Linked DNA regions of Homo sapiens: region 2 is linked to region 1. A link is an interaction called in ENCODE POLR2A ChIA-PET data of the cell type or tissue named here. Cell type or tissue: PC-9. All regions are shown on one strand. Links, peaks and the distances in the headings refer to the core of each region. The heading gives the core; the rest is flanking DNA. Region 1 has its middle 59 kb from the start of LINC02101. Region 2 has its middle 90 kb from the start of LINC02225.

Region 1 (4,408 bases), core at 72-4,071:
TGTATGTACAGGAGACAAATAAGTGCATTTTAGGCATGAGCCACTTTTTAAAAGATCCCCGATTGGGCTAGGGCATATATGCTAGGTTTCTTCTTCCACCTTGTTAGTTAGATAGGCCATTTGTCCCACAGGAGAAGTAGAGAGAGAAGGGATTAAAGCTTGCATGACCTCCTCCAAAGAGAAAGCTCCTTTCCTATGGGCTCAGTTAGAAAAGGAGGAGGAGAGAATGCTCATAGAATATATTTCTTATGTTGAACTTTTATATAATTGAAATATAACTGTTATTTGCCTATCAATATTCAGTTAGACCTTCAAAGGTCAGTAACAGCAATAGAATAGGCATTATTTCACTCAGGAAGGAAACTATTCAAGTTGCTTGCTTTTTCATCATGATTATCCTAATTTTAATAAATTACTTTAATATCAATATTAAATTGCCCCAGGAATGTTTTTACTAAAAGCCATAATAAGCTCAGAGTTACCATGTTCCAGTGTACTCCTGTTTATCAAGTTTTGATAATTGTATGAATATTTTATAATAACTGTTTGCACTGTATTAACTTTGATTTCTGCTGATAAAAAATAAACTATAGGTGGTGCATATTTAATAAAGTTCTCTTAGTCTAGATATAATATGCCAAAAACATATATTCACTATTACATATTATGTCCTTAAATATGGTATAGTTTATAGCTTTACAGAACAGTTTTTCAATATATGTTTTATATTAACTTAAAATCCAAGAACTGGCCCTTCCTATCATCTCCTCCTTCTTCGTAAGGTCTAATTGGTATTGTTCTAGTGTTTTGAACTTCAGCTGTGTCTATGTGATGCCAACCAATGAAGACAGCAAAAACTAATTGGTATCTTTTGGAACAAGCAGTGGATTTATAGAGACTAGAGTCTCTGTTAACTGTTCCTAATCGTGTCATATGGCTTTATTCAGCTGTTTCTCTTAGTTTATAATGTTCACTATAAAAAAAAACATAAGTGGTGTAGAACAAGCAGTTCATTTTTAAAGAATACTAAGCAAAGGCAGAAGGCAGTCTGCCTTTACCAGAAGCTTCCTTACACAAAGTTTGGTGACTAAGATTAGTCAATAAAACTTTTGGAGATGTGGGTCCCCACAAATTAATTTTCTTGAGTTATAAAAAATGAAATCAGTGGTTGCTAAGCCATATGTGACTTGGTAGATGAAGACTTTCAAGTTGAGCTGAATTTGGGACAAGATACTCAGTTTCGGAGATTCACTAGAAGTTCTCTGTTTACCTTCCATTCTTAAGGTCAGAAAAAAAATCAATGTAAATGTCAAAGAGAAAGTTCTTATATAAACGGGCTCCATAATTAATCATTTCATATTTGATTTTTCTTTTGTTACAATGATTCTATTTTAGTGTCCATATATAATCAATTAACTCAAATATATAAGTTTGATTGAATCAAGGCGATAGTCGAATAGTCACTGATTAGCTTCATTTATATACAGGGATCATCTTAAGGATTTGACTCACAGTTGATGGCCCAGTATATTTGGTATTTAAGTTGTCTGACGTTGTTAGCTTTCGAACAATTCAGAGTCTTCAGTTTCTCCTTAAACAAGCGAATAGCTTCTTTTTATAGTTGTTTTTTTTCATAAAGTATAACAAAAATAAAGAATGTCTCAAGACAACATGGCCCGAATGTCTCAAAGACTATAAACTGATATTTTGAGGGGAATTAAGAACATGTACTCTCAGTGTTTCACTCTCCAATCCTGCAATGGCTTCAGAGAGAAAATATAGTAGCTTATTTCATATAACTAAAAGTGTAACACTATATGACATATAAACTGGGGTTTTGGAAGAAGAGAGTTCATAAAACTCTTTTGGGTGGTTATGAAAAATGCAATCCTATTACTGGGTATATACCCACAGGAATATAAACTGTTCTATGATAAAGACACATGCACATGTATGTTCACTGCAGCAACTACTCACATTAGCAAAGACATGGAATCAACCCAAATGCCCATCAATAATGGACTGGATAAAGAAAATGTGGTACATATACACTGTGGAATAGTATTCACCCATAAAAAAATCATGCCCTTTGCAGGAACATGGTTGGACCTGGAGGACATTATCCTTAGCAAACTAACACAGGAACAGGAAACCAGATACCACATGCTTTCACTTATAAGTGGGAGCTAAATGATGAAAACACATGGACAAATAGAGGGGAACAACACACACTGGGGCTTATTGGGGACAGGGAGGGTGGGAGGAGGGAGAGGATTAGGAAAAATAACTAATGGGTACTAAATTTAATACTGGGTGATGAAATAATCTGTACAACAAACCCCCATAACACAAATTTACCTATGTAACAAACCTGCAAATGTACCCTTGAACTTAAAAGTTAAAAAGAAAAAAGAAAACTGCAGCTCCCTGGCCCCAGAGATTCTGATTCAGCAGTAGGTACTTTAAAAAACTTTCCCAAGAGGTTCTGAGTTTGGCCAACACTATTGCAAACAATTAATACAAATATGGTTGGTGTTCTTACATATGTGCCTGTTATGAGCCATAGGTTTATTTGGCCTCCAGCATTGAGATTTAAATATTCCAAATACTGATTGGTGGATGCCTTGTCCTTTGTCTCAGGGCATGGCTCTCCTCTTCCACTTTGCTGGGTCCAGTGAAAGAACAAGCTGGCTCTGGAGCTCATGTCGCAATTTTATTTTGCTTTGTACTTGAAACCGTAGAAGACCTTTCTATCCTTTTTAACTTTAGAAAATTGTTCATTTTCACCTTGCTTTTCCTCAGGGAGCCAGTATCTGGGGAGGTGGAATCACAGCTCAGGGCAAGGAAGCACTGGCTGTCTCCCCTTTAAGGAGGGGCTGACCCATCCAGGAAAAGGGCTTTCCCACAAGTTGACCAGAAAAGTTCACAAAACCAAAACCTCTTTTTAAAGGACGAATATCTTCTGGCTCCACAAATACGGATAGTCTAAAAGATGTAACTTGTCACTAAACATGCAACAGAGAAAGGAAAACTAATAAGCAACCCAAAGAGGTTTCCTCCCGGCCTTCCCAGGACAGATGTTGTTTCTGACTAAATGATAATGAACAGTCAGCAAGCAACTCACCTATAAAATGCTGAAACCATTATCCAAGGAAGTACAAATTTCCGTGCTAAAGAAATGTGACTGTTTGCATTTCTTTATCTACAATCTCTAAGAAAACTTCCTTGGGAGCCAAATCTCTTAGTTAGCTTATACCAAACAGAAAGGTTTTACTTGTGGCAGTTAGAGAGAAAAGAGGGTTGGGGCAGCAGACAAGTAAACCAGAAACTGGATTTGCCCCAGTAGGAAAAGCCATTTGTTTTGAGAAGCAGAGATCCACAGGATATTTGCAGATATAAAATTGAAAATTTGGATTGACCTTTCTTCACATTTTCTAGAAAATCATTAGCTTAATCTCTGATATATGCAATGCTTTTTCTAATCCTTTGAGACATAGAAGAGAAAGAGCAATGCAAAACTGGCCTTGCATTGTTCAAGATGGGGAGAAACACAAGTGCTCTGTACAGAAGTAAGAGGGAATAAATCATGCAGTTCACGTCATTCTTCATCTGGAAAACACTCACATGTCTCTTTAAGGACAAAGCTGCCTCTGGTCCAAATATCTGGTCTTTAAGGCCACAGATTCCTAGAAGAGCAGAATGTGCAGCCTGTTCAGGAGCACACTCAGATGCTGCATAATAGCTAACAGTGGGCAGAGCCCTCGTGTCTATTCAACCACTAACTTCCATCATCACAGAACCCTGTGTTCTCAGGAGCTCCATTATGTGACTGCTTATAACACAAAGGATTGAATAGTTACTGCTTCCTCTTTGGTGTCTAAACTCTGAGTTGTAGTTTTTCTGTATATTTGTGGCCGTGATGTCCTGACTGTCAGAAAGTGACTTTAGACAGGCACCATCTGTACCATGTCTAGTCTCGAGTGCTGTTGGTCCAGTCAGTGTCTCATGAGTGGGGAGGTGGGAGCAGCAAATGGCACTATTCAATTAACTCCTTAGGCCAGGTATTCACCTCAAAGTCAGGCTGTGGCCATGGAAACACTGACACTATTAAGCTAAAAGTTAAAATTAAAACTCCCAATCTGAGTCACTGAAAAACCCTAATGCAATTAAATGGGCAACTTTAAGTGCCTAAAAACTAGATCACTATTTTTATTAGTATGATCTTTAAAAAAGAATGCAATATTTTCTTTAATGTAAAGGGCTATTTAGTAATGCACACTATTTATGGGTCCTGCCCACACATGATGCATGTGTACTTCCTGATATAAAACAATACAGCCAAGAAACCAAGCTGATCTGAACACTATTTAAGATACAGGGTAAGGATGTAGCAAAGAAACTGCCCTGG
Region 2 (4,408 bases), core at 273-4,272, 370 kb before region 1:
GCCAGGGCTTGGAGGAATTTGAGAAACAGCAACAAACCTACCCAGCTGAAGACTAGGCTTTTGTATACAGAGCATTGTATTGCATGAGAAAAGTATAAATTATTCATGTTAATGTCATAAATATTCTGTCTTCAAAGCTCAGTATTTTAATACTTAGAGCTCAGTATTTTTTAGTATAAAGCTCTGCTGTCCCATATGGTAGCCACTAGCCACAGGTAGCCATTTCAATTTAAGTGGAAAAACATTAAATAAAATAAAATAAATAATTCCTTAGTTACAGTAACCACATTTCAAGTGTTTAAAAGCTGTAGCTAGATGTGCTAGTGACTACCATATAAGATAGTGCAGAATTATAGAACATTTTAATCACTGCAGAAAGTTTTATTGGCCAGCCCTGGAATAATCAACTGTTTCTAGTCTACAGATTGTTCCTTGATCCACATTAAATTATTCAGGCCACTATAATTGTATTGGCTTTAGTAGATGATTGCCTACCAAACCTAAATAGTATGTAAATGCATGTAAGAATCTTAATGTGGTTTCCAAATTTTCAAACTCAACTGTATTTTTTTAGCCCTTTCCCAGTTCCCCTTCCCAGAGGCAACTCATGTTATCATTTTATGTATTCTTCCTGAGATTCACAAGAATAGATCTAGCACACTCATGTACACAAACATACCTTCTTATATTTATCTTTATCACTTGGATGACAGAATATGAGTTGTTCCACACATTGATATTTTCCACTTCATACTATATTTTGAATATCACCCCATATTAATACATAAAGAGCTTCTTCATTCATTTTAAGACTGTATGGTATTCCATTATGTGAAGGGGTGTGTGTGTGTGTGTGGTTTTAATTGTTTGCTGTTATAAATAATATTGCAAAAAACTTATATATGTATGTTATTTCACATGTTTAAGATGATGTTTATACAATAAATTTCTGAAAGAGAAATTGCCATTTCTAGGTGATATTCATTTGAAATTGGCATGGATATAAGCAAATTTATCATAATAGGAGTCATACCAATTTATACTTTGACTATCAGTGTGCCTGTTATCTCTACATCATCGCCAAGGGTACATTATCTGTTTTCTTGCCAATTTTATAGATGAAAAATTACATATCAATACAATTCTAACTTGAATTTTTCTTCTTATGAATGCGAAAGGCAGCTTTCATGTGTTTAATAATAATTTCTTTAAGTTTTTGACTGTCAAAGGAATATTTCTTTATATTTGAAGTCCTTTTAACTGGGATATGACTCATGTTGACCCATTGGGGTCAATATTCTCAGGGACATGATGTGTCATATCAATATTTAACTTCAAGTCTTCTTTAATTTTAGAAATGTTTTCTTGAATTTTATTCTTATAAATTTATGCTATTTAATTATTTGTAGATTTCTTCTTTGGCGACTTCAATTATGCATGTAATCCCCTTTATCTATTCTCCCTGTCAGTTTCTCTTGAATTGAAAAAAAATTATTATTTCCTTTTTATTTTCTTACATCATTATTTATTCCTATTATTGTGTTTTTAAAACTTCCCGTTTTACGTTTCTTCCAGTTTTGTCTTCATTTATGTGTTTTGTTTCATTTTTTTTCCCGAGCTCTTTTGTTCACATTTTGTCTCCTCTTTCATCAGCATTTCATCTGTGAACCTTTATATTTCTGTTTTGTCTCCTTTTTTTTTATAGGGATAATTAATCCTTTAATTCAGAGGGGCTATTCATGATGGTATATTTTGGTACAATTTTTATCTGTTATGTGCTAATTTTTTCTAGTGGCTTTTCTTTTTTGACTTTTATTTTATATATTTCTTTCTGCATTTTTCTCTTGTCAAAATTTTGTATAGAAATTTTGCTGCTTTTTATGTTCAGTGTTCATCTTTGAAGGAGGTAAAATTTCCCTGGATCAGGTATTGATAGGAAATTGATGTGCAGAGGAGCGAGCACAGAATCCCAGGCTAACTGGAGTTTTCTTATCCTTGGGTGTGTAGGAAGTTCATATAGCATTTACTTCTCCCCAGCTTTGGGATTGTTTACAGTGTAAGGTCTCTCGTCTGCCTTGCTGCTGCAGAGACAGCCAGCTTCCTGGAAATATAGCTTGACTATGTGATTTTTGTTTTTAGCTCCACCCTTATTTGCTGCTGCCCCCAGTGTGTGTACCATTGTCCAGCTGTTAAAAACAAAGGATTTAGCAACTGGGACTCAGGTTGTGTTCTTCTCTTTCAAGAAAATATCTTTACTGTTTTTTCCCCCTAGACCTACTGCTGTGAGTCCCTCCACCTGATTCTTTCTGCACTGCCCTTAACAAGACGTGAACAGTCCTCTAGACCTATTTTGTAGTTTGGCACTTCAGCTGTTTTCTATTTTTACCAAAAATGAAGTTTGCATTCTGAGTTTTGATTTTATTCTTAGGAAAGAAAGACAGAAACACCCACCTTCCACCACCATCTTTAAAATAGGAACCTCATGCATTATTTTGTGGAATACTTTGTATTTTTTTAACTTTTCCAAAAACAAACAAACAAACCCTAAGGTATGAGTCATAATATTTCAGCCTTTACTGATTATTTTATTTTGATCAAGGCTATGATTTTCAGTTGCTTAACAGACACTTCCTTATAGAAATTCTACCAATACATCAAACTTTCACTTTTTAGAGATAAATTCATCCTCGTTTTTTTCTACAAATCTATTTTTCTAGGATTATGAAACTCCCTTTTAGCAGTCTTCAAAGTTTAGCTCTTTTATATTCTCCTCACTCCACATATTTATAATTAATTAATAACTTTTGTAATAACTAAGGCATTTATCGAACCTCACTATACATAAGGTAGTGTGCAAGGTGTTGGATAGTAATGGCCTTGGACTTGGATTAAAGGTGTTTCTCCCCTGAGTTCTTAAGTTTTTAAGGATCCTACATGTCATAAATCTACATTAAAAATTATTTAAAAACTCATAGGCATCTCTTTCACTTAGGATCCAGAGCTCAGTACCTGCACAGATGTTCTTATGGCCCAAGGAAATCCTTCTCCACATCTCTTGCCCTATTACCTTGAAAGAAAAAGTGGCTGCCCCAAATCCCCAAACGCCATGAACATTGAAGGATGGTGCCCCTGTCCATGTTGCATTTGGATGCCTCTTTGGAGTATCAGGAGGATTTGAGCAGTGGAAGCTCTTAAGAAAGAAAATACAAATTATTTTAAGAAGAAAACAACCCCATCAAAAAGTGGGTGAAGGATATGAACAGACACTTCTCAAAAGAAGACATTTATGCAGCCAAAAGACACATGAAAAAATGCTCATCATCACTGGCCATCAGAGAAATGCAAATCAAAACCACAATGAGATACCATCTCACACCACTTAGAATGGCGATCATTAAAAAGTCAGGAAACAACAGGTGCTGGAGAGGATGTGGAGAAATAGGAACACTTTTACACTGTTGGTGGGACTGTAAACTAGTTCAACCATTGTGGAAGTCAGTGTGGCGATTCCTCAGGGATCTAGAACTAGAAATACCATTTGACTCTGCCATCCCATTACTGGGTGTATACCCAAAAGACTATAAATCATGCTGCTATAAAGACAGATGCACACGTATGTTTATTGCGGCACTATTCACAATAGCAAAGACTTGGAACCAACCCAAATGTCCAACAATGATAGACTGGATTAAGAAAATGTGGCACATATACACCATGGAATACTATGCAGCCATAAAAAATGATGAGTTCACGTCCTTTGTAGGGACATGGATGAAGCTGGAAACCATTATTCTCAGCAAACTATCACAAGGACAAAAAACCAAACACGGCATGTTCTCACTCATAGGTGGGAATTGAACAATGAGAACACATGGACACAGGAAGGGGAACATCACAAACTGGGGCCTGTTGTAGGGTGGGGAGAGGGGGGAGGGATAGCATTAGGAGATACACCTAATGTAAATGATGAGTTAATGGGTGGAGCACACCAACATGGCACATGTATACATATGTAACAAGTCTGCACGTTGTGCACATGTACTGTATAACTTAAAGTGTAATAAAAAAAGAAAAAATTATTTTAACTTGTCATATTCTTTCTCTCAGCATAAATGCAATAAATTCAACTATAGCAAACTACCAGTAGTGCTAGCATCTATTTTATGTTGCTTCTGATTTACAGTTCATGGCTCAGGAAGTACTTTTAAATTAGCACATTATGTGTCACTCTTGCACATGGAGAACAAGGAACATTTTACAATATTAAATAATTCATAGAGCTTATAAATAAACATAGGTCTAGCTGTAACACAGTGGAGCCAATTCTTTAATATTAGCAACTAAATGGATGTTGATCACTAAAATTTCAAATAGTTTTATTTTTATAAATGTATTTCATAAGAATAAG

The links. ChIA-PET counts read pairs that join two places held together with the same protein. Peaks named below come from ENCODE experiments on the same cell type or tissue, not always from the same donor. Only the 100,000 strongest peaks of a DNase experiment are listed, where the experiment ranks them.
Region 2: POLR2A ChIA-PET joins it to region 1 with 6 read pairs; 2 of 35 experiments call an interaction of 5 or more read pairs at or near these places.

Annotation. Positions count from the first base shown.
Region 1 is chr5:58,178,920-58,183,327 of GRCh38, forward strand. No RefSeq gene overlaps it. Among named protein-coding and RNA genes, the nearest start is that of LINC02101, 59 kb to the left of the region's middle. In PC-9, for the core only: no CTCF peak of the experiment used is centred there; no DNase peak of the experiment used is centred there; H3K27ac peaks cover 373 bases.
Region 2 is chr5:57,807,124-57,811,531 of GRCh38, forward strand. No RefSeq gene overlaps it. Among named protein-coding and RNA genes, the nearest start is that of LINC02225, 90 kb to the right of the region's middle. In PC-9, for the core only: no CTCF peak of the experiment used is centred there; no DNase peak of the experiment used is centred there.